Linked DNA regions of Mus musculus: all the other regions are linked to region 2. The links are chromatin loops, found by intact Hi-C in ENCODE. Cell type or tissue: left cerebral cortex. All regions are shown on one strand. Region 1 overlaps Stard13 (StAR-related lipid transfer (START) domain containing 13). Region 2 holds the start of 1700028E10Rik (RIKEN cDNA 1700028E10 gene). Region 3 holds the start of Rfc3 (replication factor C (activator 1) 3). Region 4 holds the start of Zar1l (zygote arrest 1-like). Region 5 overlaps Stard13 (StAR-related lipid transfer (START) domain containing 13). Region 6 holds the start of Pds5b (PDS5 cohesin associated factor B). Region 7 holds the start of Gm52834 (a long non-coding RNA gene).

What was found. A loop is a pair of places that touch in the nucleus more often than their neighbours do. Peaks named below come from ENCODE experiments on the same cell type or tissue, not always from the same donor. Only the 100,000 strongest peaks of a DNase experiment are listed, where the experiment ranks them.
Region 1: it touches region 2 in a loop (3-fold over the local background); 8 of 42 quality-filtered maps call a loop at or near these places.
Region 3: it touches region 2 in a loop (3-fold over the local background); 5 of 42 quality-filtered maps call a loop at or near these places.
Region 4: a loop joins it to region 2, with 5 times the contacts of the local background. A loop is called at or near these places in 4 of 42 quality-filtered maps.
Region 5: it touches region 2 in a loop (8-fold over the local background); 21 of 42 quality-filtered maps call a loop at or near these places.
Region 6: it touches region 2 in a loop (14-fold over the local background); 21 of 42 quality-filtered maps call a loop at or near these places.
Region 7: it touches region 2 in a loop (2.1-fold over the local background); 6 of 42 quality-filtered maps call a loop at or near these places.

The regions. Positions count from the first base shown.
Region 1 is chr5:151,053,614-151,057,613 of GRCm38, reverse strand. All of the region lies in intron 7 of Stard13 (StAR-related lipid transfer (START) domain containing 13), which reads left to right. Among named protein-coding and RNA genes, the nearest start is that of Kl, 100 kb to the right of the region's middle. In left cerebral cortex, a CTCF peak has its summit at 1,742 (motif pointing right); DNase peaks (open chromatin) are centred at 950 and 3,304; H3K27ac peaks cover 3,423 bases.
Region 2 is chr5:151,366,829-151,370,828 of GRCm38, reverse strand. 1700028E10Rik (RIKEN cDNA 1700028E10 gene) reads right to left here and starts at 2,154. Exons shown (of 4, transcript NR_045700.1): 1 at 1,973-2,154. It also overlaps a transcript of Stard13 not described here. In left cerebral cortex, CTCF peaks have their summits at 980 and 2,050 (motif pointing right); DNase peaks (open chromatin) are centred at 1,253, 2,139 and 2,727; H3K4me3 peaks cover 1,942 bases; H3K27ac peaks cover 1,951 bases.
Region 3 is chr5:151,649,786-151,653,785 of GRCm38, reverse strand. It overlaps Rfc3 (replication factor C (activator 1) 3), which reads left to right and starts at 2,578. Exons shown (of 9, transcript NM_027009.2): 1 at 2,578-2,720; 2 at 3,777-3,914. The coding sequence starts at 2,634. In left cerebral cortex, a CTCF peak has its summit at 2,472; DNase peaks (open chromatin) are centred at 2,534 and 2,947; H3K4me3 peaks cover 1,281 bases.
Region 4 is chr5:150,518,149-150,522,148 of GRCm38, reverse strand. It overlaps Zar1l (zygote arrest 1-like), which reads left to right and starts at 3,990. Exons shown (of 4, transcript NM_001159693.2): 1 at 3,990-4,000. The coding sequence starts at 3,990. In left cerebral cortex, a CTCF peak has its summit at 2,406 (motif pointing left); a DNase peak (open chromatin) is centred at 2,425; H3K4me3 peaks cover 290 bases.
Region 5 is chr5:151,140,637-151,144,636 of GRCm38, reverse strand. The region is part of intron 1 of Stard13 (StAR-related lipid transfer (START) domain containing 13); the gene reads left to right. Among named protein-coding and RNA genes, the nearest start is that of Stard13, 48 kb to the left of the region's middle. In left cerebral cortex, a CTCF peak has its summit at 2,205; DNase peaks (open chromatin) are centred at 1,286, 1,854 and 2,203; H3K27ac peaks cover 1,933 bases.
Region 6 is chr5:150,671,779-150,675,778 of GRCm38, reverse strand. It overlaps Gm40353, which reads right to left. Exons shown (of 6, transcript XM_017321266.1): 2 at 1,811-2,038; 3 at 1,217-1,753. Pds5b (PDS5 cohesin associated factor B) reads right to left here and starts at 1,952. Exons shown (of 35, transcript NM_175310.6): 1 at 1,826-1,952. In left cerebral cortex, a CTCF peak has its summit at 2,079 (motif pointing left); DNase peaks (open chromatin) are centred at 1,270 and 2,110; H3K4me3 peaks cover 2,101 bases; H3K27ac peaks cover 497 bases.
Region 7 is chr5:151,229,833-151,233,832 of GRCm38, reverse strand. It overlaps Gm52834 (a long non-coding RNA gene), which reads right to left and starts at 2,212. Exons shown (of 3, transcript XR_003956031.1): 1 at 2,070-2,212; 2 at 865-966; 3 at 1-445. It also overlaps a transcript of Stard13 not described here. In left cerebral cortex, no CTCF peak of the experiment used is centred here; DNase peaks (open chromatin) are centred at 335, 829, 1,719, 2,242 and 1 more place; H3K4me3 peaks cover 941 bases; H3K27ac peaks cover 1,042 bases.

The sequences.
Region 1 (4,000 bases), 310 kb after region 2:
TTTGGATATAAATAAGTGAATTGCAGTGCCCCTGGATAGAAAACACCACCCCACGCCATGGATTCATAGTGATGTCTGTACTTAAATCACTCCTCTGATTGGTCTCATCTCCCTTCTGCAGCCAAAACTGTAGACATGAAGTCCTAGGAAGAGAAGGGAGTGGACATACCGACCCTCTTCAGCCCCATTAGACTATCTTCTTCCCTGTATCAGTCTCAAAGAGTTCCGTGGTGGGAAAAATGTGTGCAGAGCTCTGTAGGAAAAGGTCCCTGACAGGGACATAGATACTGACAAGCCATATAGCCCGACTGGGGAAGCACTGGTGCTTCTCTTGCGTCATTAAAAAAAAAAGAAGCAGAAACAGCTGTGGGCTGTCCAAAGGAACATAGCTACTGCCTTGTGTATGGCCTTCCCTTTGCATGTCACGTATAGGGGAGTACACAGACAGTGCCTCCGTGTGGCAAAGAGGTGACAGAAGAGCGGGCAACAAGAAAACTAGAGAAGCAGGAAGCCAGGAGAATCGGTAGTGGGGGAAGACTACCCTAGAGATCTACAGCAAACACAAACTAAAGACAAAGAACAGGAGGCGGGGCTAGGAAGGGGAAGGAGGCAGGGCCAGGAAGGGGAAGGGAAACAGAAGTCCTTTCTCTGCCCTGGGTATCCCATTGGAATTGAAATTCACTTCTGCACAGGGCCTTGCACTCTCAACCCAGGATTGTGGGAGACCAGGAATACCACCACCCCCACACATCCTTCCTGTAAGCCACATTCCATGGGAACCATCTTCCAAGACTTCCATGAAGCTCTGACATTGAGCAGAGTGGGAGGTGGGGGTCCCTTCCCTGAAGGCTAAACACTCGAACATCAGCACTCATCAGAAGGCTGTCAAAGCCAGCCAGCAGCACAGAACCCTAAAACATTGCCAGCACTCACTTCCCACACTCCCCAGCATACTGCAGTTTATGTATGAAGAAGTACAGCATATCCATTTTCACCCTCGCAGATGGCTGCAGATGAAGTGAAGAGGTTTAGCCTTCAATTGCCAGCCATTTGTATTCGACATGGTGGCTTGTGAGACCAGCCTTGCTTTGTTGTGTGAGCTTTCACATCTGTCTTAAATCACCCACGCACCGCCGCAGCTCAGGTTATCTCTGGCTACTGATAAATACGAAGCTCCTGCAGTGAAAGGCTAAACCAACACCGCGCACGCGCAGAATCGCTGCCCATAGCACACACTACTTTATGACTCTTGCTTTCTGAATAAAGCCAACCTTTCTTCATTAGCTGAGGCCCATTTCTAAAGAAGAGGAAATGGAAGTCTTGATAAACATCATTAAGCCCTGCAAGGATTAGCATAAACAGGATGCCAGGGAGGAGATTTAATACTATTTAGATGAAATTTGAATTCTAATGCAGCACTCTCGCCCAGCCACTCCTTATAATGGAGCCGCAAGATTTAAAAGCCTAATAATTCTGGGAAGACACTTCATTTCCAGGGGAAGAGTTCTGTAACCTGCCGCCTGCACATCACCTTGTCGGCTGACTACCTGAGACAGGATGAAGGATGATCTGGAACCTTCCACAGAAACTGCTATTTGAGCCCAGGCTTTTAGGTAGCTGGGGATCGAAAACAAAAGGGAAAAAGGGGTGGAAGTAACCCAAAGGAGCACTTGAAACTCAACCTTTGGTCATTCGGCGGGGAGCTCGCAGGCAAGAGAGGTGCTCCTGCAGGGGGCGCTCCTGCAGAGGGTTCTTCATGGCTAAGCACCTTGTGCCTCCTGAGGAGAGCAGTGGAGATTGTAAAGAGCAGGCCTGCGGTGTAAATTCTGGGACCCAGTATAAAATCAAAGAGTACGATTTCTTGTTCATTTCTACTTTCATTTTTCAAAAGGGTTTAGTCATTTTTATCTTAAGTGCATGAGTGTTTTGCCTGCAAGTGTGTCTGTGCGCCACAGTGCATGTCCGGTGTCCACACAGGCCAGAAGAGGGCATCAGAGTCCCTCTAGAACTGGAATTACTGAAGGCCATGAGCTCCCATGTGGGTGCTGGGAGCTGAACCCAGGCACTCTGCAAGCTCCAGCCAGTCCTCATTCATATACGTGTGAGACTCTCAACTCTGACAACAGAGCATTAAACAGACTGAAAGACCCAGGTTACCTCTCAACCACAATGAGTATCAGAACAAACAAAACACTTTCTGTTCTTAGAACAAAGTATCTTAGGTCCAACATGCAAATGTACTGGAAGCTTTGCTACAAAGAAATGGCTATTGGCAATTAGTGTCTTTCACAGTTCAGAGATGGCCTCTCTTAGACTCCACACTACTACATCTTTAGAACTATTGTCTTACTGTGCCCAGTCACTGCTGACTGCCACTTCAGAAACCCAATCCTAAACCGGTCAGGGGTTCCCCACTTCATTCATGGAGAAGCAGCTAAGAGTCAGACAACAGAAACTCCTAAGTTTGTTTGTTCATCACCTCGCTGCTGTCCCTTGGAAGACTGCGTTTCTTGGGCCATTCTTAGGTTCTGTACCTAGAATCTGGTCTGGTTTTTTTAAATCATTTTGTATTTACCAAGCTTAGGAAAGCCCTTTCCTTCTAGGCTTCCAATACAGTCCACAGAACCCAGAGCTGTTTCCCACCTCTCCTGGAAGGTGAGGGTAGAACAGGAGGTTTCTGTCAGAATGAAGCAGAATGAATAGTTTCCCAATGACCCGGCCTGACCCCCTGCAGGCGGCTCAGTCAGAAGGCTCAGAGCCTGCAGCTAGAAAGCCCCAGATAGATTTGAAATAATAAAGATCACAGTGTTTTCCAAAAGAAGAAACTTGAGATCTGAACAATTCAAAGAAGGCGCCCATCCAGGATGTACACATGTACAGACTCACAAAGAGCCACAGGACACAGTGGGCCAACGGAGTGGGCTGGGCAGTACAACTAAAACATCCCTTTTGTAGACTCTCTTCCATGCTCCTCTGCTTGGGGGGGGGGGGGGGGTTGGGAAAGGGGGAAGAATTCCTTTCAAATGACATAAATAGTTGTGAATCACACTTAAGAATACACCCTCGGGGCACTGTGACCCAGTGCAGCACAGCTCTGAGGTATACACAGTCTGGAGCCTCCTTCCAGAAGTACGGATGTAAACAAACTGAAGCTGTATCCCCTTTCAATAAGCACCTGCCTCGCAGCTTGACTTCTTTCTTCCTTTCTCTTTTCCTGTCCTTTTAACAATGCCTACTTTCTTCCTGTGCACTGTGATGCAATTTGAAATACTTGCCAGATCGGGGAAAATAAATGTTCTTAAGACTGGTTGTGGAGAATCACCCAAATATAGCTAAACGTGGCATTTTCTAGACACTGCAGACTTGGAATGAAGTAACTAACACATTAAGTAGCAATCTGCCTGGATATCTTGATCTGTGGAATTCAGTGATAAGCCCAGGAATGCAAAGAGCTTTTCTTGAGAATTCTGTTCTTATGACCACAGAATGTACCCGTGTTTAATTTCCCCTGTGATCTATGCAGCTGACATGTACAGACTCCAACTGTCCTCTAATGGCTTGGAATTCTCCCCATGTTCCTGTAGTTTTTTTTTTTTTTCTTTTCTCTTTTTTTTTTCCCAAGTTAAGGTTGCTTTCATCTATAGCAACAAGCAAGAGACACCAGGGCATGGCAACCATACACATGTATTTCTCTGGGTATCTATGAGAAAGAGAAATGACCACTGGCCACTGATTACTGGTCTGGCTACTCAGAAACATTCCACCTTGCTCTTAAAGAAGTGAGCTAATCTGTATGCCACTGGGGAGCGAGGAGAGTGGAGAGCAGAAACTCAAAGTCTGGGTGTCGAGAACATGGTGCCTTGATATTGAGGCCCAGGATCCCAGGAAACCTCAGCTGTGGTTTGGATAGGGCAAGTCCTGGGTGAGAGGGCGCTAGAGGTGCTGAACCTAACCTACGCGTTCATTGTTCAACTCACTCATCCCTCTTTGGGTCCTTATT
Region 2 (4,000 bases):
GTAATGTTAATGAACATGTATGTGCTCCATTTTTACAAGACTGGTTTAAAATGAAAAGGATGTGTGCTTTGTTTCATTAGTATGAATAGTTATTTGAAAATAGGTTAAGCCCCACGCTCTCCCCTGCTACCTCCCTCTGACCCTTTAAATGGCGACTCATTCAGGTTAGTGAGGAAAGAAGAGAGAGAGAGGGAAGGAGGGATCTCTGAATCTGAATTTTCCTCTATTTTGTTAGTAAAAACAATGGAGTTAGAACAGCCAATTTTGTTTTATCATTAGTTTATGTATATGCGTTTTTTGACTGCATATATGTCTGTATGCCATGTGCATGCCTGGTGCCATTGGAGACCAGACTTAGCCAAGCCATCTCTCTAGTGCCTTGTAATGGAAGTCTGAGTCATTATAAAAATACTATTTCACTTATCTTCACAGTTAGATACACTAACTTGTAATTAAAGGTAATACAGTCTTTATAGTACTCACTCACACTTCAGTAAACAATCTAACCTTTTTAGTACTAGAAAATCACTTTTAGGAGCAACATAGCTATGAACACGACAAGCCTATCTAGGAATATCTGTATTTCTATTGGGGACAAAGGGAATGGTTACAGAGAGCAATGCATTTTACTGATGGTTAGGGTCAAATGCCATTGTCAAACTCAGAATACAAAAACTTATTTACGCGCGCGCACATACACGCGCACACACACAAACAGAAAGCATTAAAGCATTCTGTACATTTTAAATGACACAGTAGGGGTAAAGGGCAATGACTTAGTGAAAAGAAGAAACTATAAAGAAGTTACAAAAGGAAAGGGATTTTTAAAATGTTACCTTCCTGGGTGTAAAAATTTAAATGTCTGTTGAAGTGATTTTTTGAGTTACTATTTTCAAGAAACTCTGAAGAACAGAGATGACATAATTGAGAAATTTTGTATACCTGGTGTTACAGCACCCTCTACAACAGAGTATATTATATGAACTTGCTTCCCGAATGTGTGACTGTACAAACTTTATGGTTTTAGCGCTTAGTTTGCTCCCTTGGCACCTGCTAGAAAGGCTACTAATCTGTCGGGTTAATGTGTCAAAACAGCAATAACAGCGAAGAGCTCTCCTGAACTCTTTAAACTATTCCAACTGTGGGCCTTAGTCACCTAGCTCTCCTTCCATATCACCTCTCCCAGTTCTAAACTCTAGTGAACTGGCCTCTTAAAAGCCTTCTGAACTCAAATGCATGCACAGGTAGGGAAAATACTGCTGTAGTGGGGGAGAAAGGTCCAGAGACAAGTGACCGCAGATCTCTGACTTCTAAGGGACATCTCACTGGCTCGCACTGTGCATCTTGATACACAATAACTCACAATAGCTAACAGTGCTCCAAGTGTATTACATCTGGACTTTTTTAAACATGAATTCTTTTAAGAGGAAAGTTATGTTCACTTTCTAGCTCTGGTGGAAACTCGTTTTCCCTTATCTAAAGGAAATACGGCATAACAGCCACAGCGTTAATTTCACAGTTCTGAGATGAACCTGGTGAGACTGTCTTGTTTTAAAAACCTATTATCATTCTTCTAATGTTTAATCCCCGATACTGCTCGTTTTCGCAACACCCCAGCTTAACAGACGTAATGGAGCAAAAGCTTTTCTCCAACACAGGCTAACGAAAGGCTACAAAGTAAAGCCTCCTCTCTGCAAAGCGGGACATGGAGGACCTCGGTCCACGCCGAGTGAAGAACCGAAGCACAGTGCCCAGAAAGGAGGAAACAAAAAAGGAGAGCCAGTGGGGCAGGAACTGTGTCGCCAGGACTTGAAAAGACGGGAAAAGGCCGGTTTCCTCCCGCGTGAGGTCCGTTCCCGCTCCAGACTCCAACCATTTCCGCTCAGGGTAACCGCAAAACCCTTCCCGCGCGGGAACTCGGTGGAGGAGGAGTCTTGGGTCCCGCCCTTCTGGCGGAGCGCATAAAGCCTACCCCGGCCGCCGCGGTGTCTCTGGAATGTTCTGAAGGGAGGAAGCGCGCCCCTCCGCAGTCCGGGGAACACTCGGCGCCAGATGGCGCTACCGCACCGAGAGCCAGAACCTGCGCCTCAAGGGAGCTGGGCTGAGACACCACCGGAAGTGAGGGCTCCGCGAGCCTCCTGGCCCGGATATCCAGCCTTCTAGCGTGTTCCCGCGCGGGGGCGGAGCTACAACCGGAACCGGACTGCGAACGCGGGGCCTCGTGGCGGAAGAGCCAGGAGGGGCCTTGGAGGCGGTAACTTCCGCTGCGCGCGCCTGGTCTGGGCGTGCACGCGAGGGGCGGGGCCTCCGCGCGGGCGCGCGAGCGCTTGCGTACTAGGAGGGCGTTGTTGCGGGAGGCATGTGCTGATTTCTCCATCTTTGATCGCTTGCAGGCCTCGCCGGGCGGACATTAAACTGGTGTCTTAGCAGGTTTTTGTCTGTTTTGTTGCTTCCCTCTCACAGGAGTTGGTTTCTGGCTGTAAATTCAGTTTCTGGAAATCTCTGGAACGTTAGCGATGTACAAGGTAGTCTCGAGCTGCTTTCTCGCCATTGATTCCCAGCCAGTGTCAGTCCTTGCATCGTTACCCACTCGAGGCTACCCGTGACAGCTAATGGCATCTAAGGATTTGGAAAGGCTTATATTACGGACTTTTAAAGCGCTTAATTTGAGCTTTACCCTTTATTTTTGTCAGGATATTGGCACTCTGCATTCTGCGGTGTGGCTTTGCACAGAACCGTTTGTTGAGGGTTTGAACGCTGCCAGGGGAAAACTCCGCCCCTTTCCCACGTTGGCTGTGTCTGATCCAAACCCATTTTTAAGTAGCTGGACAGTACTTTACCCTGGTACATGGGCTTTGTTTTTATTTTAGTTGTATCGTGAGGACTATGAACTTGTATTGCAGAAAGTATTAGTGTCCACCTTTAAATATACATAACACTTTCGGCTGAAAGACAGTTTCCCAAAGCTCCCGAGTTTCCCAGGAATGTCTTCAGCTTTTGGTAGATGCTTTTAGGAATTTCAGAGGTCCTTGCTGTCAAAGATTTAAATAAAGTCAAACATAAAAAAGTAACAAAACATGCACGCTCGCACACACACTCACAAACACACAATTTTGTGTTGGCCAGTTACTTCTGGGCATGGGGCCTTCCCAGAAGTGTGGTTGATACTCCATAGGGGAAAATTGATTTTACCTTTCCCAGTATTATCAGTTATCAGTTGTACATGCCTTTTGGTTAGGAATGGAACTTTGTAATCTCTAACCCCTAGTTTGTACTGTTTTTTTTTTTTTCCCCCTTGCTTGAACCTGTTGTGAATGAAAACTCCTGGGGGTGGGGGGCCGGGTGTGGCAGAGACTGATTAGAATTTTAGTGCTGTAGCAAAATTGGAATGTTGCAGGTCCAGAGTTTAACTACCTTATCTTAGTCTAGTTTTAGTCTCCTATGTACTCCAACTGCCATTCCTTAGTCAGCTTTGTGTCAGAACTAAAATCCCATGAGAGATTTTTAAAAAGAATGAAATCTGTTGGCTGATACTAGCTTCTACCAACCTAAAAAACAAGAAAGTCATCAGATGAGACCTGTAAGAAAACCTGCCCCATCTTCCTGAATTGCCTTTATGGTATTCCCACAGATGTGTTTTACATGTCTCGATTCATTATTTTCTCTGTTCTGTAAAACTAAAACTGCTTCCATGTAGGAGCATAAAATTTGTGTTCCTGGGCCATGGTCACTAAAAATGGATCCTAAATAGACTATCTTTTATTCCCTTTAAGATGAGCACTCTTTTCTGCTTTGACTCTGTAGGTAATGTGTGTGTTGTCACAGTCTCTGTGAGTTTATACACATATCAGCCTTGGTGTGTCTGCATGATGCTATTTTTTTTTAAATGCTCTTTAAAGTGAGCTAATGGAGTAGAAACGTTAAGGTAGAAATTGCACAGGTGTGGCATCATGAGTGGAGAAAAGTGGATGATCTGCTGTAGGCAAATGAGAACCTGGTA
Region 3 (4,000 bases), 280 kb before region 2:
TAGTTTGCTGGGGTGTTGGTCTCTCATTTGGACCCTTTCTGGGTAAGGTCTCTCTGTTTTGGATTCACTTGAGCACAACCCTGGCATCTGGCTGAGTCATCCCATGTAGCAGGGCTCGTCTAGGTATTACATAGCTTTGTCTGAGCAGCTCAGAAAGTTTTGTGAACCATAGATGAGCAGACCGGTAAGGGTTAACCACCAGAGTCCTGACCATTGTTTTCAGGGGGTGAGGGTGTGGGGGATGATCTTTCCCTTTGATGTCCTTTATCAGCCAGTGAGTTTGAGCTGTTCTTTTCTTCATTACCATGAAGTCTCTGGAAAGCACCAGGTCATGGTATATCATAAGAATATGAATAAGGCTCACTGGTCTTCAGGCCACTTGTCAGCCAGCTAGGCCAGCAGCCCAACAGTAGATGACAGTAAATTGTAGGGGAAGCCTAATAGTCTCTAGAACGGCCAAGATTATTTAATTTCCTTTCCACAGCAGTGAGAAGCCCTCTTTCAGTCACACTATGAAGATGTACAGAATTAAAAGCATAGTAGTTGTCTGTATATACAGTGGTTGACTTTCCTTTTTCCCATCTGAGAGCCTGGGTCAGACCAATCAGTTCTCCTTTTTGGAATGAGATATCTGACTTGGGCCCAAATATTTTCAGTTAAAGTAATTGTTGCAGCTCCTTTGCATCTAGTTTCATCTTTCATGGAAGAGTACCTGCAATGCAGGTGGTCATTAGGCAAGAGGTGATCAGATTTGATAACTATGAGTTTCTCACTTTGCACTCAAGTATGGTAAGGCCTGGTACTGGCTTACACAAACATTAGACAGCCAAGATCCTGGTGTGTCTTAGGGCTGCCATTACTGTGAAAAGACACCAAGACCAAGGCAACTCTTTTAAAGGATAACTGTTAATTAGGGCTGGCTTACAGGTTCAGAGGTTCATTCCATTATCATCATGGCAGGAAGCATGGCAATGTCCAGGCAGGCATGGGGCTGGAAGAGCTGGGTGTGCTATATCTTGTTCTGAAGACAAGCAGAAGACTGGCTTCCTGGTAGGTAGGAGGAGAGTCTCAAAGCCCACCCCCACAGTGATACACATCTTCCAACAAGGCCACACCCCCTAATAGTGCTACTCCTTCCCTGGGCCAAGCATATTAAAACTGCGTGGTGCTCCTCAGAGGAGGGCCTCAGTCTTGTAATGGAGTGCTGTTAGTACAAGATTTAGACCCAGATTTAGCTTGTGAGCTAGCTTACATAATCTAGCAGTAGCTATCACAGCTTAGACAGATGGACCATTTTGTGGCTACAGGGTCCAATCCTTTGGACAGGTACATCACAGGGTGTTTCCATGGTCCCAAAATTTGGATTAAAAGCCCTTCTGTCTTGTTTTATGGACAAACAGATGAAAAAGTTTTGAGACATCTGGAAGTTTTAGGGCTGGAGTCAATGCTAGAGCTGTTTCTAAAGCTTCAAATACCTTTTGTTCAACCTCAGTCCAGATTAAGGGCTCAGTGCCCTGCTTCGTGCTGGTGTGTAGTGAGAGGCCTTGCTCTGCTTACAAACTCTGGAATCCAGAGGCAGCACTACTCCATTGCCCCTAGGAACATACCTATATAGTAGTTTCTATAGTGATTCCAAATCTCATCAAGCTGATGACCAAGATTAACCATAGCAACAAGCTTTCAGGTGTCTGAAAGAAACTTCTGAAGCTACTGCAGGGAGCAGATCAGAGCTGTGTCTCTGGCCTTGGCCCTCTGGCTATGATTTGAGGACTCTATCCTTCCTTCCCAGCCACTTCCTCAGGTCTCACAAGTTGAAGAATTCCAAGTATGGTTATAAGTTAAAAAATACAGGGCAACCAATTAAAATCTAATTTCAGATAAAAATTAATTTCATTGCAAATATTGCCTGGGACACACACCGAAATGTTATTGGGGATCTAAATGTTATTGGGGGCATCTGTGTGTTGTATTTGTGAAAACAAGTAAACCTAGGTTTTTTTTTTTTCTATGTTCTCTTCACATTCTTTCAATCTTTTAGATTAAAAGAATATACCCTAGGATCCACCATGAACTACCTGTCTTTGGACGTTGTCTGTCATGCTTCTGGGTACTTTCGCTTCTGATTTCCTTTACTTTCTATTTCCTTTACTTTCCTAGTTCAGAACATATAGTTCACAGAGGCATGTAGGCAAATGCTCATTGAATATTGGAGTTTGTTTATTATTTTAAAGAAAAGCAGTTCTACTAATAAAGATAACAGATTATGTAGCACTAATTAGAATGAAGTTGTGAATCAGTGAATAAATGAAAGAATGAAATGGAGGGAATTTCCTTCCCTAAGAACTCAGATTGGACGAACCTGAATGTCAGAGATACATCTTTAATTCCTTCGAATGTTTTCTAAAATGTTACAGGGTGAGAACAAAGAGGCAGCCACTGCCCGGTAAATCCAGCGACTGTTGGTGCAGTGGTGGAAGTGGGAACTGCAGCGACTGCTCCACTCCCGGTTGAGATTGCCCAGTCTCCCTATCCGGAAGTCGCCGGGTGCCGGAAGTGACGTCGCACGCTTTCGCGCTCGCGGGAAAACTCTACTGTCTAAGCGGCGGGTCCGCTGGTGCGACTGTGGAGCGGTCATGAGCCTCTGGGTGGACAAGTACCGGCCGAGCTCCCTTGCCCGGCTGGACTATCATAAGGAACAGGCAGCACAGCTGCGCAACCTGGTGAGCCGCCCTGCTCAGCAGCTTCCTGCACAGCCCGGGGAAGGGAAGGGAAGGGAAGGGAAGGGAAGGGAAGGGAAGGGAAGGGAGGGAGGGAGGGAGGAGGCGGGCGCCCCGGTGCTAGCGAGGGGGTCAGAGTGACGCGTTCCTCAAAGTGCGGTGTGTTTGCTGCCGGGAACCTCAATGGCTTGGTGTGGGGACCAGAAGAAGGCCAGTGTAGTGGAGAATCAGGAGCAAGCAGCGGCGGTAGGGGGCGGGGATGGGGGTGTGCCCGGGCCTCGGTGTTACTGCAAATGCCTGATGGGCTCTCCCGCTACAGAGAGCTTAGGTGGGAAGCTGATAGAGGTGACTGTGCCCCGGACCCTGTTCTTAGTTACTGCGGAATCACAGCTAAGGCTTTTCTGAAAAGGAGAGATTATTTTAACGAGTGCCGCGATCGTTCATATGAGAGCTTTTGGAAGACTCGAGGGTGAAGTGGAAGATATGTTTTAGGTTTGGTTTTGGTTTTGGTTCGTGATGCATGCACTAATTTGAAATAGAATATTATGCTTCGTTAATACACGTGCCGGTTTTCCTTGCAAAAGCTTTAATGTTCAGTTTCCCGGTGGCAAGATCAAGACCCCATGTTAATAGTACTCTTTCGTTTGATGGCACTCTGTTACTGCTGTCTTTTCCATAGCATTGATCAACCTTGATCTAGTGTGAAGTTCTTCTGTCTCTTCCAAGTGAACTTACAAGGAAATCAGCGCACCTGCTTCTGAGCAAGAGGACCATTATGGGGAGCCCGGGCCAGACAAGCATCTGTCTTAGTTACAGAGATTGGGTTCGCCTTCTGTCATCCCTTAGTTTCAAACGGGCCCTTCAGATAGCTTACTTAGGGAGTGCCTACTTTTAAGCATTTAGTGCATGTAAATTAGATTAAATTAGTGTCCAGAGTTTGGTACATTTTCTGTTGGAGCTGGATGGTAAACAGAATATCTTGGAACTTTAAAAGTGGTTTGTTTAACTTAGTTCACCCAGTTTAACTAAGATATAATGTCTTGTTCTTTTTTTCCTTAGGTGCAGTGTGGAGACTTTCCTCACCTCTTAGTATATGGACCATCAGGTGCTGGAAAAAAGACAAGAATTATGTGTATTCTACGTGAACTTTATGGTATCGGGGTGGAAAAACTGAGAATTGAGCATCAGACTATCACAGTAAGCATCTTGGGTTGAAGCTTAGCAGATGTTTCTGGAGGGGACTTTTAATCCTGGTCATGTGTATATCTCTCCCCACCACTAGC
Region 4 (4,000 bases), 850 kb after region 2:
AGCAGTCCTGCAATATTAGTACTCCTTTCTGCAGGTTTTAGGATGCGATCACCGTATTTCCCGACTTTTCCAGAAACTGGCCTAGAAAACTGAAACATTATTACCTCTCCCCTGAATTTACTGAGTAACAAGCCCAGTGCATGGCTTACTGTAGGTTTGTAGTTTGAACTTTAGAAAGCCCTCGACTGGATCCAACAAGAGATCTTAGAGGCCTTGCTGCTTCCAGAACATGATTAAGCAGTTAAAAGGTCCTCTTGGATTAGAAAAACAATGACCTGCGGTTGGGGAATCTGGCTCAATAGTAGAGACTCTGGGTCTGGGTTAGATACTCAGCACTACAATAAAGACGATTGAGAAAAGTCTGCTTGGTTTATTGGTATCAATTTTGTCTGGTAAGCTGTAATCCTTAGTTTTAGCAAGAAGTATCACTATTGTAAAAAAATACTAAAACTTTTGATGTAGGTCTGCTTAGCAAAGAAGAGGCCTATGATATTATCTAGTAATAAACTACTGCTTGCTGAACGTTTCTAACAATACTATGAAGTGTTTAGCATTGTCCAGTGGGTAAAAACTAGCCTGGTAGACGTTCTAAATTTAGATTCAAATCCATTTGGTTTTGTTAGCTTGTAAAATGAGACAAAGGTGACATATGTCTTTAATCCCAGCACTTGGGAGGCAGAGGCAGGCTGATCTCTATGAGTTCGAGGCTAGCCTGGTCTACACAGAGAAACTCTGTCTTGGAAAAAAAACATATTGGGGCCAGAGAGACAGCTGAACAGTTGAGGGCACTGGCTGCTCTTCCAGAGGTCCTCAATTCAATTTCCAGCACCCTCATGATGACTTACAACCATCTGTAATGGGATCTGATGCCTTCTCCTGGCGTGCAGATAGATGTACATGCAGACAAAGCACTCAAACAATAAAATGCACAGTAATTTCTACTTAGAAAAGAAAAAAATTGCTTCTTCCCCCGGGGAAGTCGGAGGAGAGAGGTGTCTCACTAGAGTGGAATAATGAGAAGCCTTGACACATTTCACCCCCTGAAAGATAGCTCAGTATCACACCCTCCTGGCCTTTAACAGCTCATGACTACGTTTTGTGTTCTTGGTACAAGGAACCTCCCAACCATGTCTGTCTGTTCTAATAGACTTTGTATGATTTGAGCTCAGCTACTCAGATTGTTAACTACCAAGCATTATTGAATTCAATCCATTATCTGTTAAATCTATTATTTTCATAAAAATGTATATGATGTGCACTGCACCTTGATGGTCATATATATATTGTAAATACTGAATAAAAGTCTTACAGTTAGTATAGTCATACCCTCACAGAGTTACCTTCTATGTCTAGGTGTGTGATGGAGAGTATCAAATCTCTTCTAGCAAATCTGTAGGATGCAGTTCAATATTGTGTGGATGAGAATCTCTAGGGGGAAAAGCTGTGTCTACAAAGGTTGTTGATTAAAACTCGGTAACTGTGAAGAGTTTGGAATATTGCTGGTTCAGAGCCTAATTACAATGTATTGCCTGCTGTCATTAGGTCCCTAAAAGTGTATTTTTTTTTTTTTCGAGACAGGGTTTCTCTGTGTAGCCTTGGCTGTCCTAGAACTCACTCTGTAGACCAGGCTGGCCTCGAACTCAGAAATCTGCCTGCCTCTGCCTCTCAAGTGCTGGGATTAAAGGCATGTGCCACCAGCGCCCGGCTAAAAGTGTATTCTTTACCCACCTCTATGGTGTAGTGCCTTTAATCCTAACAAACATTAAGAAAAACCCTTCAGAATATATTAACAAAACCATATGAACCAAAGGTCCAAGAATGCTATCAAATAGCATCAGAGGCCTACAGCTGAGATCTCTCCCTGTCTGTCACCCGTCTCTCTGATGTTTCCACTGAAGTAATTTTTGGTTTCCAGCCTAGCCTTTAATGGCTGATCTGTCTCTCCAGTCCTATCAGTGCATTTTTTTTCTTTTTTTTCTTTTTTTTTTTTTTGGTTTTTTGAGACAGGGTTTCTCTGTATAGCCCTGGCTGTCCTGGAACTCACTCTGTAGACCAGGCTGGCCTCGAACTCAGAAATCCTCCTGCCTCTGCCTCCCAAGTGCTGGGATTAAAGACGTGCGCCACCACTCCCGGCTTCACTTTTTTTTTTTTAAATGCCTGGATTTATGACTTTCTTTGTTCTGTTAGTGTAGATACATCATGAAACATTGTCCACACTGGAACATAGAATTTTGGGTAAACCTAAATCTGTGGTTTTAGGGCCATGACTGCTCAAATTTGCCTCTGGGTTTGACTCTGACTCCTTTTGAGGTGAGAGCTGTGTTTTACAACAGTTACTATTTATAGTCATCCTACTGTGCCTTAGACTCTGGATTTGCTCCTTTATGCCTTTTGACCAATACCACCCTCTACTGGTGACTGCATATTTGAGTTTCTTAGATTTTGCATATGAGGTCATGTAATAAAATCTTTTTTCTGTATAGCTTATTGCACTTAACATAATGTCCTCCAGGTTCATCCCAAACAAAAACAGACAAGCAAACAAACAAAACAGGTTCTGGCTGTGTAGCTAGGCTGGTCTCGAACTTGTGAGTCTCCTGCCTCAGCCTTTTGGGTTCTGGAATGACAAGGCCTATACCACCACACATGCTTTTTCTTTCTTGTTCAATGACTGATTAAAATTCCCATTTATATGGCAGTTTCTTTACTCATCTGTCATCTGATATGTAGGTTGCTTCCAGAGTTTGACTCTTGGATGAGGATGAGGGCAGAATCTCTTAATTGATTTCACTTTCTTTGCATATGCATACAAATAATGGGATTGCTAGGTCGGTGGTTCTATTTTTTAAAAAAAGGATAGGGCTGGAGGGATGGCTCAGCAGTTAAGAGCACTGGCTGTTCTTCCTAGAGGTCCTGAGTTTGATTCCCAGCAACCACATGGTGGCTCACAACCATCTATAATGAGATCTGAACTCTCTTCTGGCACGCAGGTATACATGCAGATATATGTTAAATAAGAAAATGTCTTTTAAAAGATATATTTATCTAGTTTTAAAAGGTATGTGTGTGGGCTGGAGAGATGGCTCAGTGGTTAAGAGCACTGACCGCTCTTCCAGAGGTCCTGAGTTCAATTCCCAGCAACCCACATGGTGACTCACAACCTTCTGTAATGGGTTCCGATGCCCTCTTCTGGTGTGTCTGAAGACAGCTATAGTGCACTCATATAAATAAAAATAAATAAATCTTTAAAAAAAAGTATGTATGTGCCTGTGAATGTGTGTCTATGTACGTGAGTGTAAGTTATATCCAGAAGAGGATGTCAGCTACCAGCTGGAGTTACAGGTGTTTGTGAGCCACCCAGTGACTGGGAATCCAAGTTGCTATGAGCACTTTGCAATATGATGCAATATGAACCACTGAGACATCTCTCCTGCCCTCCTATTTTTAAATCTTTATTTTTAATTATTATTATTATTATTTTTGATGGCAAGTGTTTCAAGACAAGGTTTCTCTGTGTAGCCCTGGCGGTCCTGGAACTCACTCTGTAGACCAGGCTTGCCTCCAACTCAGAGATCCACCTGCCTCTGACTCCCAAGTGCTGGGATTAAAGGCTCCACTACAGCACAGCCAATTGCTAATTCTTGAGGAGACTCCGTGTTAGTTTCCATAATACCTATACTAATTTATATCCTCACCCACTGATACCAGATCAACAAAGTCGTCACCAAGAGAATAAGTGAGTGAAATTACTAGTTAAAGCATGTGTGAAGAAGTCAGAAATGAAAAACAACCTTGAGAGAGAAAAAAAATTAGTGAGCACTGCTGATTGGAAAGGTAGGGAAAACAATTAGTCATCTCCTAGGTGACTTCAATTAGGGAGCTAACTGGCTGCTCCCGCTCTGGAATAAATTAAGAAACCTGGGTGAACCCGAATCAAATCTACAAAGAGGAAGAGGAGGGTGAGGGAGGAAACTCCCCCCTCCCCTCAAATGGAGCGTCT
Region 5 (4,000 bases), 230 kb after region 2:
TTCCTGTCTTTGATGGTTCTGGGGATAGGATGACCACTCAAGGGGTTTCTTGGGAAGAAAGTCTTTCCTTTAACCCTGCAGCTCATCCTCGGTATGGCTTAACCTCCTCGTATCTTTCTAAGTCAGTGTTGCAGTCTCCCCAGTAGGAAATACATGGGGTTTGGGGTTTGGTTCTTTGTTTTTGTTTGTTTTCGTGTTTTTTCCTCTTCCTTAAGTGCCCGCAGCACTGAGAGTTTGCCTGTCTTTTCCTTTTGTGGTTCTGGAACTCTTTGCCAGATTCTAGCATCACACAGCTGTAATATAAGCAGAGACAAAGCGCCACGGTATGCAGCTGGCACATCAACAACTGTACATAAGGGTACGGTCTGGGAGCAGATGAGCAGAGGCTGACCTTGGGTATCCTAATGGACAAATAAACCATTCTTGACAGGAGAGAATACAGATGAATCAACATGAGAGTAACAGGAAATAGGCTGAGATTTCAGCAAGAGGGAATACTGTGCATCAAGGAGCAACCCTTGACCAGAAGGATGTTGTAAAGTAGGGGTGGGAGAACGTGACTATAGCTTTAAAAAGATTATGAAATCTCTACTCCCAAAAGCACGGACTATCTGAGTGTCTTGGTTTAAAAATGAAGATTTTTCTGAAATAAGAGAAGGTGAAAAGAGTGATTCTGGAGGCAGAGCTTAGGCTGGTGGGGATTGCCATAGAGTCTTTCAAGCAGCTTCCCTAGATGGGCCACATCCAGGTCTCCTTTCAGTCAAGGTGAGAAGAACGTGCCCAGGCTATTCTCTGCCTACATTGAGAGGTTTGAGAAAGAGGGGTCACTCTTTGACAGCAAGATTAACTGGAAACACAGGGTGATGTCACAACAGCAGTGACTCTTCTCACCTGGGATTGATCTGGGGACACTGATGCTCACAGTCCTGTCTGAAGAGTGAAGTCTCCAGGTCTTCGGCCATCTGCTCGCAATAATGGCAGATTCACTTTCAGATCCCATGACCTCTCAGGGTGCTCTTGCAGGGGTTCTCAAGGCCTGGGGTGAGTGCTGCTTCCCTTAGAGTGCAGGCAGGGTCACCTCAACATCTGAGGCACTCACTGGGGTTCTCTCTGCCCTGATTCTGGCAGCAGACACTCTCCAAAAGAGCCTGCCACATTGTAAACCCATTAAGGCTTGACTCCCTGGGGACAACAAAGAGAACTAACTGCCTTTTGAATGTGGGCTGTGTGGAGGGGACAGCAGTGCCTTCTGGCACCGGGGCTTGTCCTCAGGGCCAGGGTAATCTGTAGGGAAAGTTACAGGCTTCTGAGGGGATATTTTCACAGGTTCTCCAAACAAAAGGCTCTTTCTTTCCACTCTGTCCGACTCTCCTGCTAATTAACTGAGCCTAGTGGAAAGCAGGCCACTTCTGCAAAGAGACTCCTGTGCACGGGGTGCTTAGGATGTTTTTGTCTTGTTTGTCCGAGGAGGCACTGAGAAGGCCCTATTTGGGGAGCTGGTAGCAAGGCTGCCTGCAGACTGTCACAGGACACCTCATTTCTTCTAGTAATTTCCCCCATATGCACAGCCCAGCAAGCTGTGCTCGCCTGGCAGACATGGTAAGCACCTCGTCTAGGTCACTCAGTCCCCTCCTGCAATTGATTGTCCTTCACCTCAGGGACCATTCAGTCCATGTCTTCTTGGCACTCCTGGGCTGTAGCTCACTGACCTCTGTTTACTGCCCTGTTGTCGCTATTTAAGAAGTCCCTTTCCAGACCATCTGTCTTAGATTGCTATTCTGTTTACTTTCCCGCAGGCCCAGGGCCCTGTCTCTTGTATGTCTTTTGAATTCAAAATGCACTGGAGGACCGGGAAGCTCATTAGGCAAGCAATTTCTATTCCAGCGTCTGCTTAGGCAAAGTTTGCCAGAGCCTGCCAGCCTTCTGGAATTGTGGCTGAACCTTTCGAAACTTAGCTTTTAACACTGCCTTTTTTTTTTCTTCCCTTGTTTTGTAATGTTTATAACTAAGTACTATGCAGTTTGGAAAGAGTACTGAATCTTGTTTGTTTTATTCCTGTGTATGACCTTGACCATGAGGAGACATGTAAATTTGATCTGACTCTTATCAGTATTGACTCAAGATTTCTCATTTGTTTCTGTTTAGGCCGGTTTGGTTATGAGACTCGGGGTTGGGGGGGAAGCTCTTCACAGGCCTCTAGTGGACATGCAGCAGAACTGTTGAAATCTCACATTCAAATGCATTGGACCTTGGTGTGGAATTAGGCAATCGCAGAAATAACATTCTTTGTTGGTATTTCAATTAAGGATAAGTCATTGCATTTGTGTTAAAGGCAAAGGGAAGAAGAGTGACCGGAATCAAATTCGTGTTTGCCTTTGGCAGATCACTACCTAGTGGTCAACTTCTGCCGGCTCTATATTTATTTTGGCTTTTATTTGTGTGCCTATGGGTTTTGGGGCCTTCGTGCCACAGAGTGTAGCATGTGAAGGGCAGAGGGTAGCTTGCAGGAGTCCGAACTCTCCTCCTCCCTGTTCATCTCATGTGGGTTCTGAAAGAATAAAAAGGGAAAGGAATGTGCCTGATTCCAGTGAGGCATGGTGGAGGAGATGGTTCATTGTTGACATGGAAGAAGGTGGGAACATCTGGGAGGGTCCAAAGTAGACATAACCCTGAGCCATTCGAGGAGAGGGGGGAAGGGAAGAGAGAGAGGAGAGAGAGGGGAACCAGCAGCCAGGAGGCCCAAAGGTACAAAAAGAGACTAGGTAACCAAAATGGTTAGATTATATAGCGAAGGGAAGCTGGAGGAAGGGCAGCCCAGCCCAATGGGCTGGAGAATTCAGGGCAGGGGATGGAGCACACCAGCCAGCCAGGATGGCCCCTTATCTGGGAGAACCTGGAAGCCTCTCCTTTGATATGTTAAGTAGGCCCCTCTGCCATTTGTCTAGGGTTTGAAACCTAACAGTTTCCAGTCCTGGAAACAAATGCCTCTTCCCTCTGAGCCTTCACCTTCTCCTCATGCAGTTATAACTTTACCAAATACTTTCGCTAGAGCAGCCATACAGAACAATAAAGAGTCTTATTTCATCAAAGCAATTTAATTGTAACATCACCTTATCATTTCAAGTCAACTGCATTGTGAATTCATTTTGCCCAAGGTTGGTGAGGTCTTTGAAATACCTGCTATTTTAATAGATTCGTAGTCTGAATGCTTCACCTGAACTAAGCAAAAAAAAAAAAAAAAAAAAAAAAAAAATCACAAGTCCTTGTCAAGAAATATGTGAAGAATCATTATGCAGAGAGAACCCCACCCTTCCCCGACGCCTGAATCCCACTCCCCACCCCCACCCCCCACCCCACATACAGTGATTTTCCATGAGGGCTCCCTTGCCTCTTCATGCTTCTGTGCCTCGCTTTTATGTTTCCTTTGCTTGAGTAACTCCACCCTTGCACCACTTAACCCACCCAGCAAAATCCTTCATATCCTTACCCATCCAAATCAAATGTTCTTTTTTCTTTCTTTTTTTTTTCTTTTTTCCTTCTCTCTCTCTCTCTCTCTCTCTCTCTCTCTCTCTCTCTGGCAATTCTAACACACACACAGAGTAGTGGATTCTGCACCACTGCTGCCTATTCACTGTATGATAAAGTTAGTTTATAAAGAGCCTGTTTCTTTCTGAGGATGGGTCTTGGACTTCATGTGGCCCATTAGGCTATATTCTGACAAGTGATGATGTTTGCAATGTCCTCTGTACCCGGGCATTTAGTGAAGGTTTCTTTGAAGTTGACTGCTATCCCATGGGGTGCTTATCCTTGGTAAACGGTCAGGGTAAGGTGTTGCATCTCATCTTTTTCACGTCTGTGTGTCTGTGTGTCTGTGCATGCGCTCAGGTATCCTTGGAGGCCAGAAGAGGGCATGGGGTCTCTTGGAACTGAAGTTAAAAGCAGTTGTCCGGTGGGCACTGGAAACTGAACTCAGGTCCTCTGGAAGAGCATCGTTTGAAAG
Region 6 (4,000 bases), 700 kb after region 2:
AGCATCAACAAGAGCTGCAGGAAAAGCAAAACCTTCAACCAGAATGACAAAGTTCTTTTAAAAAGGAGGGAAAAAAAAAGGCAAAAGACTAGCATTACTTTCTCATCAGAGACACTTCAAACAGAATCCAACTAAGAGGAAAACATCTGTGCTACTTTAGTAGTAAACTTTAAAACACATCTTTTCTATATATGTATCTGTAAATTTACATCATATGCAAATACGAGTTCAAAGAAGTAACGTTTTGATTCAAGATGGTTTTTATGAGCTGGGTGTGGCAATGTAATCCCAGCACATCAGGCCAGAAAGATTGCCAGTTCCAGGCTACCATAGCATACTACTCCCCACTTTCACCACCCTAAAAGTGTGTTTAATATTTAAACTTTGGGAATTAATTTATTAATCTTATGTGCCATATAACTTTTTACCTCCAAACTCGCCGCTGTAAAATCAGTTAGGTATTATGCTGTCACCATGAAATGGAAGATTACCTGTTCCACAGCGGCCTGCCATAGCTCCCAAGTGTTCACTCTACTAAAGTCCCCCAAACACTAGCATCTGACATGTCTAGTGCACAGCCAAGAGATAGCCTCTGAAACCCGCGCTTGTGCCAACTTAGTTGACTTTCACAAAAGTTAACACAGAAAACACCCCCTCGTGGAACTGTTAACTACATGTGCTGAGAACAATGCTTAAATTGCCCTTCTCCACTTCAGTCATCATAAGTTAGCTACAGCCCACCTCCTACACTACATACACCTGGCTTTTAAAAGGTTATTTCGTTGAAGTCCACAGGCCTCCCCAACTCTCTCAGGACCTCAGACCAACCTTCAAAAATGAAACAATACTTCCAAAGCTTCAACAAGTATTCAACAGAGAGACCGCTCCTTGGAGCGATTACAGCCACCCATCAGTTCCTAACTCTAGTATCAAAGGAGCATTCTTTGAAATCAAAAATATGGGGGGGGGGGGGGGCTTTTAAATCTTGGTAGGGTTCCTGAGGATGGAGCGAACGAATCACTCTTCTTTCAAACCCCTCGGGAGTTCGTACTGGAATAGCATGCAGCGCTGAAGAGCAGGTGCTGAATTTCGGGGTTCCGTCGACCCTGCAAACACCTGTCGGCTGCATGCTACATGCCTGCTCCTATGTGCAAACATCACATTTGCTCTTCAACGTACAGAGCAAAAACCGAAACAAAACAAAAAGCAGACCCACAGCCACAGCCGCCGCCAACGCCGCCAACACCAACGCCGCCGCCGCCAGGGCTTCTCCCGGACCGCAAACTTTTAGAGTGTCAGTGGAATAACGGTGCAGAGGCGGGCGGGCGAGCCCGCACCGCACACTGTCCGTACCGCCGTGGGGCTGCACCCGCGGTCGCCCGAGGACTCTCTCTCTCTCTCTCTCTCTCTCTCTCTGACTCTCTCTGACTCTCTCCTCTTTCTCTCTCTCTCTCTCTCTCGCTCTCGCTCTCTCGGCCGGCTCCCGGCTCTTCCCCGACTCCCGAGCAGTGCGGCGCGCCTCCCCTCGCGCCGGGCCCGCAGGCAGCCGGAAGGGGGAAGCGGCGCGGGGGGCTTCTCTCCAGGGGGAGGAGAGGGGAGGGGGAGGGGCGCGGCCGCGGCCCCCGCAAAGGTCACTCCGGGCCGGCGCCAGCCGCGGCCCGCGGCCTCCCCGCCCCCGGCCCCACCGCAGCCCCGCTGGGACACCGGGACACGCGAGGCTCAGCGGGCGACGGCTCCACGCGCGCACGCCCCGCTAGAAAAATGGAGCGTGGGGCGCTGAGGCGATGAAGAGGCGCTCCCTTTCCGTTACCCGAGTCGCTCCTACCTCCGGTCGCCCGGCTCCTACACTCCTCGCGCTCCTCCGATCTCGGGGATCCGCCGCCCTCGCCGCCGCCGCCGCCGCCGCCGCATCCAATCGCCTCCTCCCGCCCCCCCTCCCCTTCCGCAGCCAGTCCAGGCCGTTCCTCCGCCTCTCCGCTTCAAAATGGCGCCAAGAGCAGCTCCGCGGCTGCTCCAATCGAACCGCGGCGGACAGCGCCTGGGGGGCAGGCAGAGCGCCGCGTGGGTTCTCAGCGCCCCCTACCGGCCGCACGGCTTCTCGCTCAGGCGCGTGCGCACGCGCTCCTCAGCCCGCGCTCCGGGCTCCGCCCCACACACCCGGGGGCGCGCACGCGCAGGCTCCGCCCTGCTGGCGCGGCCTCCTCTGTCTCCTTGGCAGCAGAGTGATGGGCAGCTGTCAGTGCGTTCTCTCAGCTTGGACTCAGCCTCCCAGGCTTTGGCGGGAAATCTGTAGATAGCTGAACTCCGCTGGCTTTGGCTTTTTTTTTTCTTTCCTTTTTTGGATGAGGCTTTTTTTTTTTTCTTTCCTTTTTCTTTCCTTTGCCGCCCTAGCTGGCCTGTGGAGCTCACTGTGTACACCAGGCTACACATGATCTTACCATGTAGACCAGGCTGCCCTCGAGTTCAGAGATCTGCCTGCCTCTGCTTCTGCCTCCTTAGTACTGGCATTTTCCCTACGCCCGGCCTTTTTTTTTTTTTTTAATTTCTAAAAAAAAAAAAAGGAGGGGGACGGCGAGATGGTTCAACGGGTTAGAGCACCGATTGCTCTTCCGAAGGTCCTGAGTTCAAACCCCAGCAACCACATGGTGGATCACAACCACCCATAATGAGATCTGACACCCACCATCTTCTGGAGCGAGAGGGTGCCAACTGGAGTGAGTAGAGGTCCTAAGTTCAATTCCCCAACAACCACATGAAGGCTCACAGCCATCTGTATAGCTATAGTGTACTCATACACATAAAATAAAAAATAAATGTGTATTATTTTATTTGAGAATACGCTCTCACTATGCAGCCCTGACTGGCCTAGAAATCACTATATAACCCAGGCTAGGCTCCATCCTCCAGCCACTGCCTTCCCAATGCTGGGACTAAAGGTATGTGCCACCACTCCTGGCTTTTTTTGTTGTTTTGTCTTGTTTTGTTAGATAGGGTCTCACTATGTAGCTCTGTCTGGGTCTGGAGCTCACAGAGACCCACCTGCCTCTGCCTCTATGCCTCTGCCTCCCAAGTGCTAGAATTAAAGGTGTATTCCACCTCTTGTGCGATGTTTTAAACCCTGTGGTGCAGCACAGATTATGTGCTGTGTAAATGAAAGATTATTAATGTCTACATGGCTCCTCACCGGTTGGTGGACCTAGGGATCCAGTGTTCATCCCACTGCTCAAGAACCCCCCTTAACGGGGTGAGGAAGCGATTGGAAGGCCACAAAGATGCCATCCAGAAAATGAGGTTTGTGCGCCCTTGCCACTTCTGCCCTCACTGCTGCAGCTGTGGGCTGGGCGGGCTAAGATGGAGGTTTCTCTTCACCCCCAGGTCCCTGTCAGAGCTGACAAGTCTTGGTCGCCTTTTGCTCTTTGATGCTGTCCATCCCTGCAGTGAGCAGGATCTCCCTGCACTAGGACTGTTTGTTTCAACAATGAACATGTGAGGTGAATCGGGAGCTTATGGTAAGATATTCGAAACGAAAGATAGGCAATGCAGGTTTATAAACCACAGTGTTTGTGCTGGGGAAGAAGAGCCTTAAGTTGTAGCAGAGCAAGCACCTTCAGATACTAGCACCTATTCATTCCCTCTCTCAGCAGGGTTCCTGGGATCACTCTGTCTTCTACAGAGCTGTACTACAGGCATCTACCCATTTTATGCATCCACTAAGCCTTGGGAACTCTCCTATACAACTTCAATGTTCCCAGCAAGGACAGAACAGAAGAGCTAGATAGGTCTTAAAAAAAAAAAAAGCAAATCTTTGGCCCTGGCTTCTTAGGCAAGCGTGGTGCCACTCACCTTTAATCTCAACCCTTGGGAGGCAGAGGCAGGCAGATCTCTGTTAGGTTTGAGGTCAGCCTGGTCTACACAGTGAGTCCCGGGACAGCCAAGGTTACAGTGAGATCCTGTCTCAAAAACAAAACAAAGTAGAAAGAAAGAAAGAAACAAAGAAACA
Region 7 (4,000 bases), 140 kb after region 2:
GCCGCCTCTCAGGGCGCCTGGCGGGCGCACCGGGTCCCGCGTGGCCGAGCGTCCAAACGTCGGAGGCGGTTTGAGTGGCGGTGACCAGGCTGCCCCGCGCCATGAGGACTCGTCTGAGATGAGCAGCCCACGAAGAGCGGTGTACGCGCCTCTCCGGAGATCGCTAAGCGAGCAGCTGCGGGACTCCAGCGCCAGAGCCTGGGATCTGCTGTGGAGGAACGTCCGCGAGCGGCGGCTGGCAGGTCGGTGTCCCGGGGCCCTGGGTGCAGGTTCTGACCAGTCAGATCGGGCACAGTGCCTGACAGCTGGCCTGTGCGCGGACCAGAGTCCTCCACTCGGGCGGGCGCAAAGGTAGCTGTGACTGTGCCCCAGATTGGCATTTCCACGTGGCTGAGGGCTGGCAAGGGTGGCGCGACTGGGCAAGAGCTTACCGTAGTGGTAGAGACTAGAAGTTTGGAGGGAAACAGGTGAACAGTTTTTGAAAGCAAACGACCACACACCACCCCGATGCCCTCAGGATCCGAAGTGTCCATATAGGAAATGCCTGAGAAAGACTTAGGAATTCATTGCCCCAGGGTCAGAGGAAGAGAAACTGATTATTCCTAAGGGTTCTTAAGAACGCTTGCTTCTTTAACCCACACCCAGCTTATGAGCTGTGGCCACAGGTGTGTGCCAGCTCTGCGGGGACCATCCTCTATCTCCTGATGCGGCCACAAGCACAGTGAGTGGTCTGGGCTCCCCACCCCTGAAGTCACTGCATTACACCTGTTCAGTAAGACAAAATCCTCTGAGTCCACCGGCAGGCTCAGAGGCAGAGGCCTCCTTTGCCTGGTGGGAGCTGCCAGAAGATGCTTCAAGAATTACCGAGAGGTGTGACTGGAAGGGTTTCTGAGATGATCGTGTCTTGTCTTCTGAGTTTGTCTTCCGTTGGAGTGGAAGAGAATTATAGAAGGGAAGGTATAAAGCCTGGCAGAAGGAAGGAAAGGATGACACAGGTGAAAGAGGCTTGACCTTTGAGCTCCTCCTTTCGCCTATTTAACCCGCAGAACAAGTCTGCCCCTCCCCCCCCCCCTCCCCGTCCCCCGCCGCTCTCTACACCAGGTGGTGTTCTACCTTCAGAGTCAGGCCACCACATTCTCTCTCTCTCTCTCTCTCTCTCTCTCTCTCTCTCTCTCTCTCTCTCTCTCTCACACACACACACACACACACACACACACACACACACACACACACACACATCCGTGGCTTGAAGCATTCTGAGTGAGATTCGGCAGCCCAGGTTCCTTTGAACAGAACACCCTTATCAAACTAACTCAGAAGTAGGCATTGCAAATGATTCTGACACTCAACTTAGTGTAGTAAGCATTAAATGTTTACCCATATTTCCTCTCCAGCACAATGGCTCCATTTAGTAAACACCCAAGAAAAACAAACTCTACCTATACCTGCCTCCACTGGACTCAGAAATAAATTGAGGTCAACCCAGTAATTTTGACTGTTGTTCCTTAAAGACTTGTAGGCACATGGTAGACGCCAGTGGGTAATGGTTAAGAACACAACCCATCCCATCAGGCCCCTGCAAGCGTGTGTCTTGTTTTCCCGTTATAATCTGTAGGATGGAAGGAAGCTTCTGTGCACAAGTGAGCTTGCTGCTTCATAACTTAAGAAATCTTATTGCAAAGGACCTGTTGACAGTGTCTGTTGTTTAATCCTGTGGCGTTTAAGTCAGTGGTTCCTCGGAAACCAGAAGGCTCTCCAGGAGGGTTGCCAAGACTGTGCTAGGTTTTCATAGTTGAGACCAAAGAGGACTACAACTTCTCCAAAAAGAGAGCTTGGAAGTGAAAGAGGTTTGTAAATACTTCACGGGCATCTTAGACATTGCGGTTTGAGCAGTGGAGGCAGGTATAGGTAGAGATTTTTTAAGACCAAGCATATGAAGTTAGATATTAAGGCTAAACGTAGCTTCAGAATGTTAAGTGTAAGAGTTCGCTCAGAGCGGCACAACTATTTTTTTTAAATGGTGGTATGAGGTTTTAAAATGTTTAATCAGAATATTAATATCTGCTTACCCATAATCTTCTTACCATTCTGCTAACAGCAAATGCCAGAAGGTTATTCAACTAGGACCAAACAATTCTCTGTAGAGTGGACTTCAACTTCTGTTTCTCTAAGCTGCCGGGCTGCTTGCCACAAAACCAAGCCAACCCCATGAAGGAGCTTTTAGATGCAAATTGATTTTCTTGGGTTTTCTTGCTAAAGTAGCTAAAATATGGAACTTTGGCCACGAGACACTGAAATACTTAAGTTATTAATGTTGGCATCAATTCCAGGGGAAAGTGCTCTCCGTTGGTGAAAGTCATCTTTATAAGACTCAGTTCACAGTTCACAGTATCAGAATAGCTCTCCAGAGGACCGTGTCCCCAAGAGCATGTGCTCAGGGAGGGAGGTACCCCAGTCTTGTTTGTTTGGGATTTTGTTTCCTTTATTTTCTTTTATATAAAATAAAAGTTTTGTGCCGGCTTCTCTTTAGCTTGCTAGACTTTTCTCCTTTAACCTAGAGGACCAGTGCTGAGAGCCTAGCTAGAGTGCCCTGAAGGTATTGGAAGCCCATGTTCTAACTCCACATTTTTCATGAAAGGTTGTCTAGTCAGTTCAACAGAGAGGCAAGAGGAAGTGCAGCTGAATGAGAACAAGTAATTAAAGGAGGACATGATTGCTTCCACAAGGTTGCAGTTTTTATTATAAATATTAAGGAAGAACACAGGCAGAGGCATCTCAAAGAGTCCAGAGCGAACATGACCTGCCAACTGATCAGGGCCATGTGGAGAGAGAAGGGACAGGGGAGAGCCAGAAGCTAAGATACCAAGAGACCAAGAGAAGAAAGAACCACACACCCAAAATGTCTGGGTTTTATAGGTCAGGTAGGGACTCAAGGATGCTGGGAGAAGCTGGTGCCAGCATCAGCTTTGGTATGTTAATAGGAACCTCAGCCATTTGTTCTGAGTTTGAGAACTATCCCAGTATAAGCATAGCAAAGCCTATGGTATTCTGTACCATGTGATCATACATAATGTGAAAAACACATTTCTGAACATAGGTCGCAGTGACTATAAGAAAAGCAAGTAATAAATGGCCCAGAGCGATGCCACTAGCAAGTTCTTGTCCAAGAAGAGGCAGCAGGTGTCCATCTGGGGCCTGCCAGTTCTGCGGACTGGAACAGCTGAAGGGGCTTTCAGTAGACAGGCACATTTACCAATGCACACTTCCTCTCCACCAGGGTTCCAATTCCCATGGAGCCAGCAAGAGTCTTTCTCATCTGTCACCTCCGGAATCATTATGTCAGTGGTAATAACTGTTTATTTCCCAAAAGATGAATCTGGTTTATCCAAAGCAGGATTCAAATTCAGGCCATTAAATGTTAGAGGAAACCTATGCCCATACCTTAGGATTAGAAAACATGGAGACTGACAGAGACATTCTGTTACTACAGCTGGACCTAAAACCTTAACAAAAAGAGCGTGAAAATCTGCTGTTTCTCTCCTGGACTAGCAAGGATAACCCTGTGCACCTAGCCAAGCTTGTCCTCAAACCATTCTGCTGTAGTGGTTAGTATATTAGCTTATAAAGGTTTGAAACAAATCAGTAGTCATGCATCTTGCTTGTTGGGGCCTGTAGGTGTTCACCCCACCCATCACCAGAACAAGGGAGGTCGTAAACTCTAAATGAACTACCATGTTTCCCACGTAGGTAAGTGACAGGGCCTTTGGTGGCCTCGGTTCTGCAATCAGCGGATGTGAGCTTTCTGTGCCCAAATCATTAAGCTCTTTAGGCCCAGCACACCCATCACCTTCTGGCACTCCTTAGCACTTACTTGCAGCTTCTTTTCAAATGTTAATGATTGGGAAACAATATACAGTTTCCTTCCCCTTCAGACTGGAAGTCCCTGGTGTGTTTGACTCCCTTATACTGGCATAACAATGTTTAAGTAGCTTGTACGTTT